2 separate regions of the Homo sapiens genome follow, and region 2 is linked to region 1. The links are chromatin contacts, found by Hi-C or POLR2A ChIA-PET in ENCODE. All regions are on one chromosome and are shown on one strand. Each heading gives the region's core, a stretch centred on a gene start or an enhancer-like site at or near the end of the contact. The rest is flanking DNA. Distances are from core to core; before and after follow the strand shown.

Region 1 (4,089 bases), core at 455-2,954:
CAAAGTGCTGGAATTACAGGCATGAGCCACTATGTCCAGCCATATTTATTTATTTTTGAAACAAAGTCTTGCTCTGGTACCCAGCCTGGAGTGCAGTGGCACAATCATAGCTCACTGCAGCCTTGAACTCCTGGGCTCAAGTGATCCTCCCACCTCAGCCTCCTGAGTAGCTGAGACTACAGGTGCATGCCACCATGTTCCGCTAATTTTTTAAATTTTTTGTAGAGACAGGGTCTTGCTATGTTGCCCAGGCTGGTCTTGAACTCCTAGGCTCAAATGATCCTCCCACCTTGGCCTCCCAAAGTGCTGGGACACTGCTTCTTTTTTTTTTTTTTTTTGAGACAGAGTCTCGCTCTGTCACCCAGGCTGGAGTGCAATGGCGCATGATCTCAGCTCACTACAACCTCTGCCTCCCAGGTTCAAGCGATTCTCCCACCTCAGCCTCCCTAGTAGCTGGGATTATAGGCACACACCACCATGCCTGGCTAATTTTTGTATTTTTAGTAGAGACACTGTTACACCATGTTGGCCAGGCTGGTCTTGAACTCCTGACCTAGGTGATCTGCCCGCCTCAGCCTCCCAAAGTGCTGGGATTACAGGTCCTGCACCCAGCCAGGACACTGTTTCTGACACTCCAGGACACCGTCACCCAGTGACACTTCCCCTAGATGGTCCCAGTCATACCTATGGATACCTATAGATTCCTAGTGACACAATCATAGACGCAGACACATGAATATGACATGGACACGGACTCATACAAGGGCTCCTGGTGACATCTCCCAGTTATAGACACAACCGTGTAGGTGCACTGTCTCATGAGGACCTTATCAGACATGTGAATACAGTGAGTGGTGGCCACACACCATCCAACACACAGGTTCACATTTTTGTTGTCGTTGTTGTTGTTTTGTTACATAGATGAGGGCTTGAACGCCTGGCCTCACTTTTTTTTTTTTTTTTTTTTTTTTGAGACGGAGTCTTGCTCTTGTTGCCCAGGCTGGAGTGCAGTGGCACTATCTCAGCTCACTGCAACCTTCGCCTTCTGGGTTCAAGCAATTCTCATACCTCAGCCTCCCAAGTAGCTGGGATTACAGGCACGCGCCACCACGACAGGCTAATTTTTGTATTTTTAGTAGAGACGGGGTTTCACTATGTTGGTCAGGCTGGTCTCGAACTCCTGACTTCGTGATCCGCCCGCCCGGCCTTGGGCCTCACTTTCTTATGCGCCAGGACAACAGGCCTGAGCCACCGCGCCTCCCAGGCTCACACTTCTTAGCAATGCTGTCATATGTGGCCACTCCTGATGAATGGTGCACCCTCGCCTTCACACCTGGACACGTTTTCAGACACTCATTGTCACCCTCATGGACACACATGGCTTCAACCCTGGGTCTGACCTACTCACTGGGCAGGCACCTTGTCCCACGGTACTGTTCAGAACACTGTGGGGGTGCTCAGTCCAGTTCTCCACGTTTGAGTCAGTGGGGGCTGACAGATTTCAGGTCCCAGCAGAGACTGGGATGGAAGTGGGGGAAAGTGATGTCCAGCCCCTGGTCCTCCTGAAAGGGCTGAGTCCAACTGGGCCACAGTGGTCCCAGACTCCTCCTCCAGTCGGGCAGCTTGGACCAAATGTAGACCAAGGGTGTCCCCTGGTGGCCATAGGTGGTCTCTGCACCCATCCATGGAGGGACGACAGGCAGCCGCCCAGTTGCTGAACTTGGAGCTGTGGACAGAGAGGACACAGAGCACACAGGCCCAGAGACTGAAGTCCAGAAGCAGGAACGCAGATACAGAACTAAGAGCCGGTAATCCAGATCCCAGGACCCAGGATCAGCATCTAGAGTCCAATCATACCGGGCTGGGCACGGTGGCTCATGCCTGTAATCCCAGCACTTTGGGAGGCCAAGGCAGGCAGATCACTTGAGGTCAGGGGTTCGAGACCAGCCTGACCAACATGGCGAAACCCCGTCTCTACTAAAAATATAAAAATTAGCTGGGTGTGGTAGTGGGCACCTGTAATCCCAGCTACTCAGGAGGCTGAGGCAGGAGAATCGCTTGAACCTGGGAGGCGGAGCTTGCAGTGAGCTGAGATTGCGCCACTGCCCTCCAGCCTGGGCAACAGAGTGAGACTCCATCTCAAAAAAAAAAAAAAAAGATTCCAATCATACCAAGATCTATACTCCAGATCCACGAACTCAGCCAGGCGTGGTGGCTCACAGCTATAATCTCAGCATTTTGGGAGGCCAAGGCGTGAGGATCACTTGATGCCAGGAGTTTGGGACACGATAGGCAACATAGCAAGACTTTATCTCTACAAAAAACTTAAAAATTAGCTGGGTGTAGTGGCACATGTCTGAGGTTGCAGTGAACTATGATGGTGCCACTGAAACCATACTCCGGGATTCAGATTCCAAAAATCTAGATCCTATTGCTCAAAACTAGAATCCACCAGACCCAGAATCTAGCTCCAAGAATTTAGAATCCAAAGGCTACCTTACAAAATTGAGAGCTTTCTTTCTTTTTTTTTTTTTTTTTTGAGACAAGGTCTGGCTCTATCACCCAGGCTGGAAAGCAGTGGCACAACCTTGGCTCACTGCAACCTCTGCCTCCCAGGCTCAAGCCATTCTCCCACCTCAGCCTCCTGAGTAGCTGGGGTTCCAGGTACACACCACCATGCCCAGCTAATTTTTTTTTTTTTTTTTTTTGAGATGGAGTCTTGCTTTGTCGCCCAGCCTGGAGTGCAGTGTCGCCATCTTGGCTCACTGCAACCTCCGCCTCCTGGGTTCAAGCGATTCTCCTGTCTCAGCCTCCCAAGTAGCTGGGATTACAGGCACGCGCCACCACGCCTGGCTAATTTTTATATTTTTAGTAGAGACGGGGTTTCGCCATGTTGGCCAGGCTGGTCTTGAACACCTGATCTCAGGTCATCCACCCGCCTCAGCCTCCCAAAGTACTGAGATTACAGGCATGAGTCACCACGCCCGGCGCCCAGCTAATTTTTAATATATTTTTGTGGAGACATAGTTCTGCCATTTTGGCCAGGCTGGTTGCGAACTTGTGAGCTCAATGAATCCACCTGCCTTGGCCTCCCAAAGTGCTGGGATTACAGGCGTGAGACTCCTCACCCAGCCAAAATCCAGATTCTTAAGCCGTCCTCAGAGCCCTCCAGATCACAGCCACGTAGCAGGAGTTGGCGAAGATAGAAACAAAGGGATAGCTGAGGAGCTCAGCAGTACTGCACATGGCCTCTCCCAAAGCTGATACCCCTCCCAACCTACCCCTGTGCATTTACACACACACACACACACACACACACACCCCATCAGGTTGGGTGTGGTGGCTCACGCCTATAATCCCAGCACTTTGGAAGGCCAAACCAGAAGGATGGCTTGAGCCCAGGAGTTCGAGACCAGCCTGGGCAACACAGTGAGACCCTGTCTCTACAAAAAAATAAACAAAATTAGCTGGGCGTGGTGTCATGAGCCTGTAGCCCCAGCTACTCGGGAGGCTGAGGAGGGAGGATCACTTGAGCCCAGGAGTTTGAGGCTGCAGGGATCGGGCCATGATCACTCCAGCCTGGGTGACAGGGCGAGACCCTGACTCAAATAAGAATAATAATTAATACTACTAATAAAAGAAAAAGACACACCATCATCCAAAGAGACACCCTCCTCCATACGTTCTTGTCCCAGCATGCAGATGCACGAACATCTGTGCACCCACAAAATCTCAGAGCTCCGCCCCCAGCCAGCCCACCAAACTCCTAGACACACAGCCACCATGGAGACACACACAAACCTATGATTTCCAGCCCTGCACCCGGACACACTTTAAGAATTGTGGAGACTGGGATGGGTGTGCACACACACACACATACACACACAGACATAGTCCCCTAAGAAGCTCCACGCCTGGCAGCCACGCAGCCCCTGGGAAGGGTACCCCAGGGATGGGGTTCACCGTGCAACCCCGTGCCCACCCCAGCCGTCCCCCGCCTGGCCGGCTGGCGGGCTTTAATACAGATGCCAAACTCATAATTGTAACTGAGGGTGACAGGGTCACCTTGAGCCCCAGATGCTCGTGCGG
Region 2 (4,019 bases), core at 909-3,408, 140 kb before region 1:
TGCAGGCCCGGCCCCTCCCCGCCCCCCTCCGGCCGCGCCGCTCTCCTCTCCTCCCCCACTCGGCCTGGCCGGAGCCCGACTCCTCCTCCCCCTCCCCCTCCCCCTCCGGCATCCACGAGAACCTCCTCACTTTTCCGCCTCGGACCCTCCAACTTCCCCGGATCCCCGGTACCTGCCCCGGCCCGACCTGGCCCCCTCCCTCGCTGGGAGACGGGGGAGCGGTCCAGGTACGATCCTGCCGCCCCCAAGCCCTGAAGCTCGGGCTGGACGCTCAAGGCCGCCCGCGGTAGCTGGGCCTCCACACACTCGCCTGCCCGGGCACAGTGCAGGCTGCGGGCCCGGCTCCTCCTCGGTCCGAGAAAGCACCCAGGCCCTCCCCACTCAGCCCTCGGGCCGCCCCGGCTGGAGGAGGCCGGAACCGGGCCTGAGGCGGGCCGCCTCACCTGCGCCGTGGCCGCGCTCCGGGGGGTCCCGGCGGGCTCCGCAGCGGCGGCTGGGGCCGGGCCTGGGCCCGGGGCGCGCCCCGCTGCGCCGGGGCCTCGGCCTCCGCCTCCGCGGCCTCCGCGGCCTCCGCCTCAGCAGCAGCGGCAGCCGCGGCGGCCATTCATTGTGGGCCAGGCCGCCCCAGCCGAGCGCCGAGCGAGCGCAAGCCGCGCTGCCGCCGCAGCCAGGCCAGGGAGGAGCGGCCCCGGCCCCGCCCGCGCACCGCCCTCGGGCCCCGCCCTCCAGGCGAGGCCAGCCGAGCTCCGAGCGCGCCCCTTCTAACCGGCTCCGTCTCCTCTCTATGCCCCTGGGGGATCCTCGCCAGTACGTCGGCTCAGCTCGATGGTTCGAATCCTGGCCCCGCCACCTTCTAGTCCCGCGACCTTGGGCAAGTCGCTCTACCTTTCCGAACTTTAGTTTCCTGTAAAACAAAAACAATAATGACTGCTGTTTATTGTGGCAGGCACTGCGTTACATTCTTTATGGGAATTAGCTCGTTTAAACTACACAGTAACATTTTTTAGTGAGAACTGCTACAGACACACTATAGAAAATAAAGGCAGCTGGGCGCGGTGTCTCACGCCTGTAATCCCAGCACTTTGGGAGACCGAGGTGGGTGGATCGCCTGAGGTCAGGAGTTCGAAACCAGCCTGGCCAATATGGTGAAACTCTGTCTCTACTAAAAATACAAAAATTAGCCGGGCGTGATGGCATGCGCTTGTAATCCCAGCTACTCGGGAGACTGAGGCAGAAGAATCGCTTGCACCCGGGAGGCGGTGGTTGCAGTGAGCCGAGATCATGCCACTGCACTCCAGCCTGGGCGAGACTCCGTCTCAAAAAAAAAAAAAAAAGAAAGAAAGAAAGAAAAGGAGGCACAGAGAAATGAAGAAAGCTGGTCAAGATCATCACACAGCAAGGAAGTGATGGTAGGTGCCAGGATTTAAACACAGGCTCAAAAGCGACAATAAGACCTAAGACTTTTATGATGCTTACCGGATGCTAGGTTCTGTTAGCATTTTACCTGCACTAACTCGTTTACTTCTCACTACAACCCAGTAACAAATGGTAAAAAAAAGTTCTGCCCATTTTGCAAAAGCGGTAACTTAAGTTCAGAGTTAACAAGTCGCAGGGCGAGCTGAGACTGGAACCCAGGTAGCCGGGACCACTTCGCTGTCCTGCCTTCATACACTGGTTAGAACTTTACCGAGCGCTTACAATGTTAGAGTGGTTCTTTGCACACTTTCCAGGAATCTGTCATTTAATCTTTGCTCTATCTGAGAAACCACGATTCTCATTTAATAGGTAAGAAAAGTGAAGCCGCGGGAGTAACCTGCCCAGAGCATGTGATGGGACTGAGATTCAAACCCGGTAAATCCAACTCCAGAGCCTGAGTCATTCCTGCAGGGTGCTCTGAAATAATGTGTATATAGCACCCAGAACACAGAAGAGGACCAATAAGTGTTGGGTTTCTCCGCTTACCGCCCCTTTTCTGAGCCACAACTTCCTCATCTGTGAAATGGGACTAGGGACGTGTCCTCTCCCAGGGGATCCACTGTGATTAACACCCCCGGAACAGCACGATCAGCGCGCTTCCTTTATGGCTTTCATTTTGATCCCGGCCGCCCACCGTACGTTTCCTCATTGACTGGCCAACCACTATCATGTGATTCGCCCACCCACTGTGCCAACATGGCGGCGCCCAGGTCCTAATTCGGGAAACGTGCACCTTGACTAATTCGGTTTTCTGTGGCTACGAGAGCAGGTGAGGACGGGCTAGGCAGCGCGGGGAGGGATTCGGACTCGGGGCGGGCCTGCACGAGGGCATCGGCTCCACAGGGACCAGTCATCCCCAAAACGAGGGGATATCAGCTTACCGAGGCCGCAGGTTTTCCTAGTCCCTACCTCATAGATATGTAGGACATCCCCGGGCCCGGAATGCGGCTCTCTGACCCTCTCTGTGCCCTCCCCCGCCCCCCGAACCAGGCTTGGCGGGCGGAGGCGCCAGCGGATGTCTCATGCAAGGATCGTCTCTGTGGCTAAGCCTCACTTTCCGCTCCGCCCGGGTGCTCTCTAGAGCCCGGTTTTTCGAGTGGCAGTCTCCAGGGCTGCCGAATACAGCAGCGATGGAGAACGGCACCGGGCCCTACGGAGAAGAACGTCCACGTGAAGTCCAGGAGACGACAGTCACCGAGGGGGCTGCCAAAATCGCCTTTCCCAGTGCCAACGAGGTCTTTTATAACCCGGTGCAGGAATTCAATCGGGACCTGACGTGAGCAGGGGTCAGACGTTAGCCTGGCATCGGCTAGTGGGTCAGTGTGGATGGCGGGGGCGGGGTATGAGCTAGTCCTCTGTCTCCCACCAGATGTGCTGTGATCACCGAGTTTGCTCGCATTCAGCTTGGGGCCAAAGGAATCCAGAGTGAGTGGAGGTCCAGGCTTCTGGTGGGCGGGGGTCACACAAGTTTATCTCCCTGCCTGGGCTCTTCTGCCGCCCAAATCCAGAGGGGCTTCAGCCACATAGCAGGCCCTGGGTTCTGCTCCTTCAGCCTTTCCGCAGGGATTTCAGGGACGATATTTTGGAGATTAAGGGGAGGTTTCTCAGAGGGGACCTTGTTATTCTCTGACTTGTGCCTCTGGGTGGCTGCAGTCAAGGTTCCAGGAGAGAAGGACACGCAAAAAGTGGTCGTGGACTTGTCAGAGCAAGAGGAGGAAAAGGTTGAACTGAAAGAGAGTGAAAACCTGGCCTCAGGAGACCAACCTCGCACAGCGGCCGTGGGGGAGATCTGTGAGGTGGGGCCTGAGCATAGGAGCTGGCAGCCCTGGAATTTAGCGGGAGACAGAGGGCTCCTGGAGGGGGAGAGCTATAGGAGGTGGGTGGTGGGGGCTCCTTGGGGCCCAGAAGAGGATGGAGGTGGAGATGTGAGGGAGGTTTTCTGCTTACTCCAACAGGAAGGCCTGCATGTGCTGGAAGGCCTGGCAGCTTCAGGCCTACGTTCCATTCGATTTGCCCTAGAGGTGCCTGGGCTCAGATCTGTGGTTGCAAACGATGCCTCCACCCGGGCTGTGGATCTCATACGCCGGAATGTCCAGCTCAATGACGTGGCCCACCTGGTACAGCCGAGCCAAGCAGATGCCCGGTAGGTTCTGGGCATCACAGCCTAGCTCTGGGACAAGCCTGCCTGGGGTCAAATTCTGGCTCTGTCACATTCTCACTCTGTGACCTTGAGTGAGTGACTTAGCCTCTTTGAGCCCCAGTTTCCTTGTCTGTCAACTGAGAAAATTAGTTTTACAGGGGTTGCTGTGATGAGTAATAGATAATTATGGTATGATCCATACTCTGTGCCAGAAATAAGTAGCATCCTGGTCTCTGTTTTAACTTCTTACACTCCTTTTATTCATTCAAATGAGCCATAGTATATCCAGTGTCTGCTATGTGTCAGGCACCGTTTTCAAGAACTGGAAATGCATCAGGAAACAAAACATGCAAAATTGGTGACCTTCGCAAGAGTTGGCAAACTATAGCCTGTGGGGCTCACA

What was found. A loop is a pair of places that touch in the nucleus more often than their neighbours do. ChIA-PET counts read pairs that join two places held with the same protein, here RNA polymerase II (POLR2A). Pooled maps may share reads with other maps.
Region 2: a loop to region 1 is called in a pooled map, with 2.3 times the contacts of the local background. The contact joins the promoter of TRMT1 here to the enhancer-like site in region 1. A Hi-C loop is called at or near these places in 1 of 168 maps with a recorded cell type or tissue (natural killer cell) and 12 of 50 pooled maps. POLR2A ChIA-PET finds 5 or more read pairs at or near these places in 17 of 52 experiments (A673, AG04450, B cell and 14 more).

What each region holds. Positions count from the first base shown.
Region 1 is chr19:12,975,591-12,979,679 of GRCh38, reverse strand. No RefSeq gene overlaps it. Among named protein-coding and RNA genes, the nearest start is that of DAND5, 8.1 kb to the right of the region's middle. Within about 2 kb of position 1,704, at least 3 of the 41 ENCODE cell types and tissues checked have a DNase peak (open chromatin) inside an H3K27ac peak, as active enhancers do.
Region 2 is chr19:13,114,879-13,118,897 of GRCh38, reverse strand. TRMT1 (tRNA methyltransferase 1) reads left to right here and starts at 2,158. Exons shown (of 17, transcript NM_001136035.4): 1 at 2,158-2,245; 2 at 2,467-2,752; 3 at 2,846-2,901; 4 at 3,130-3,272; 5 at 3,432-3,619. The coding sequence starts at 2,499. NACC1 (nucleus accumbens associated 1) reads right to left here and starts at 634. Exons shown (of 6, transcript NM_052876.4): 1 at 444-634. RefSeq lists silencers at 25-74, 625-824 and enhancers at 865-1,014, 1,975-2,164.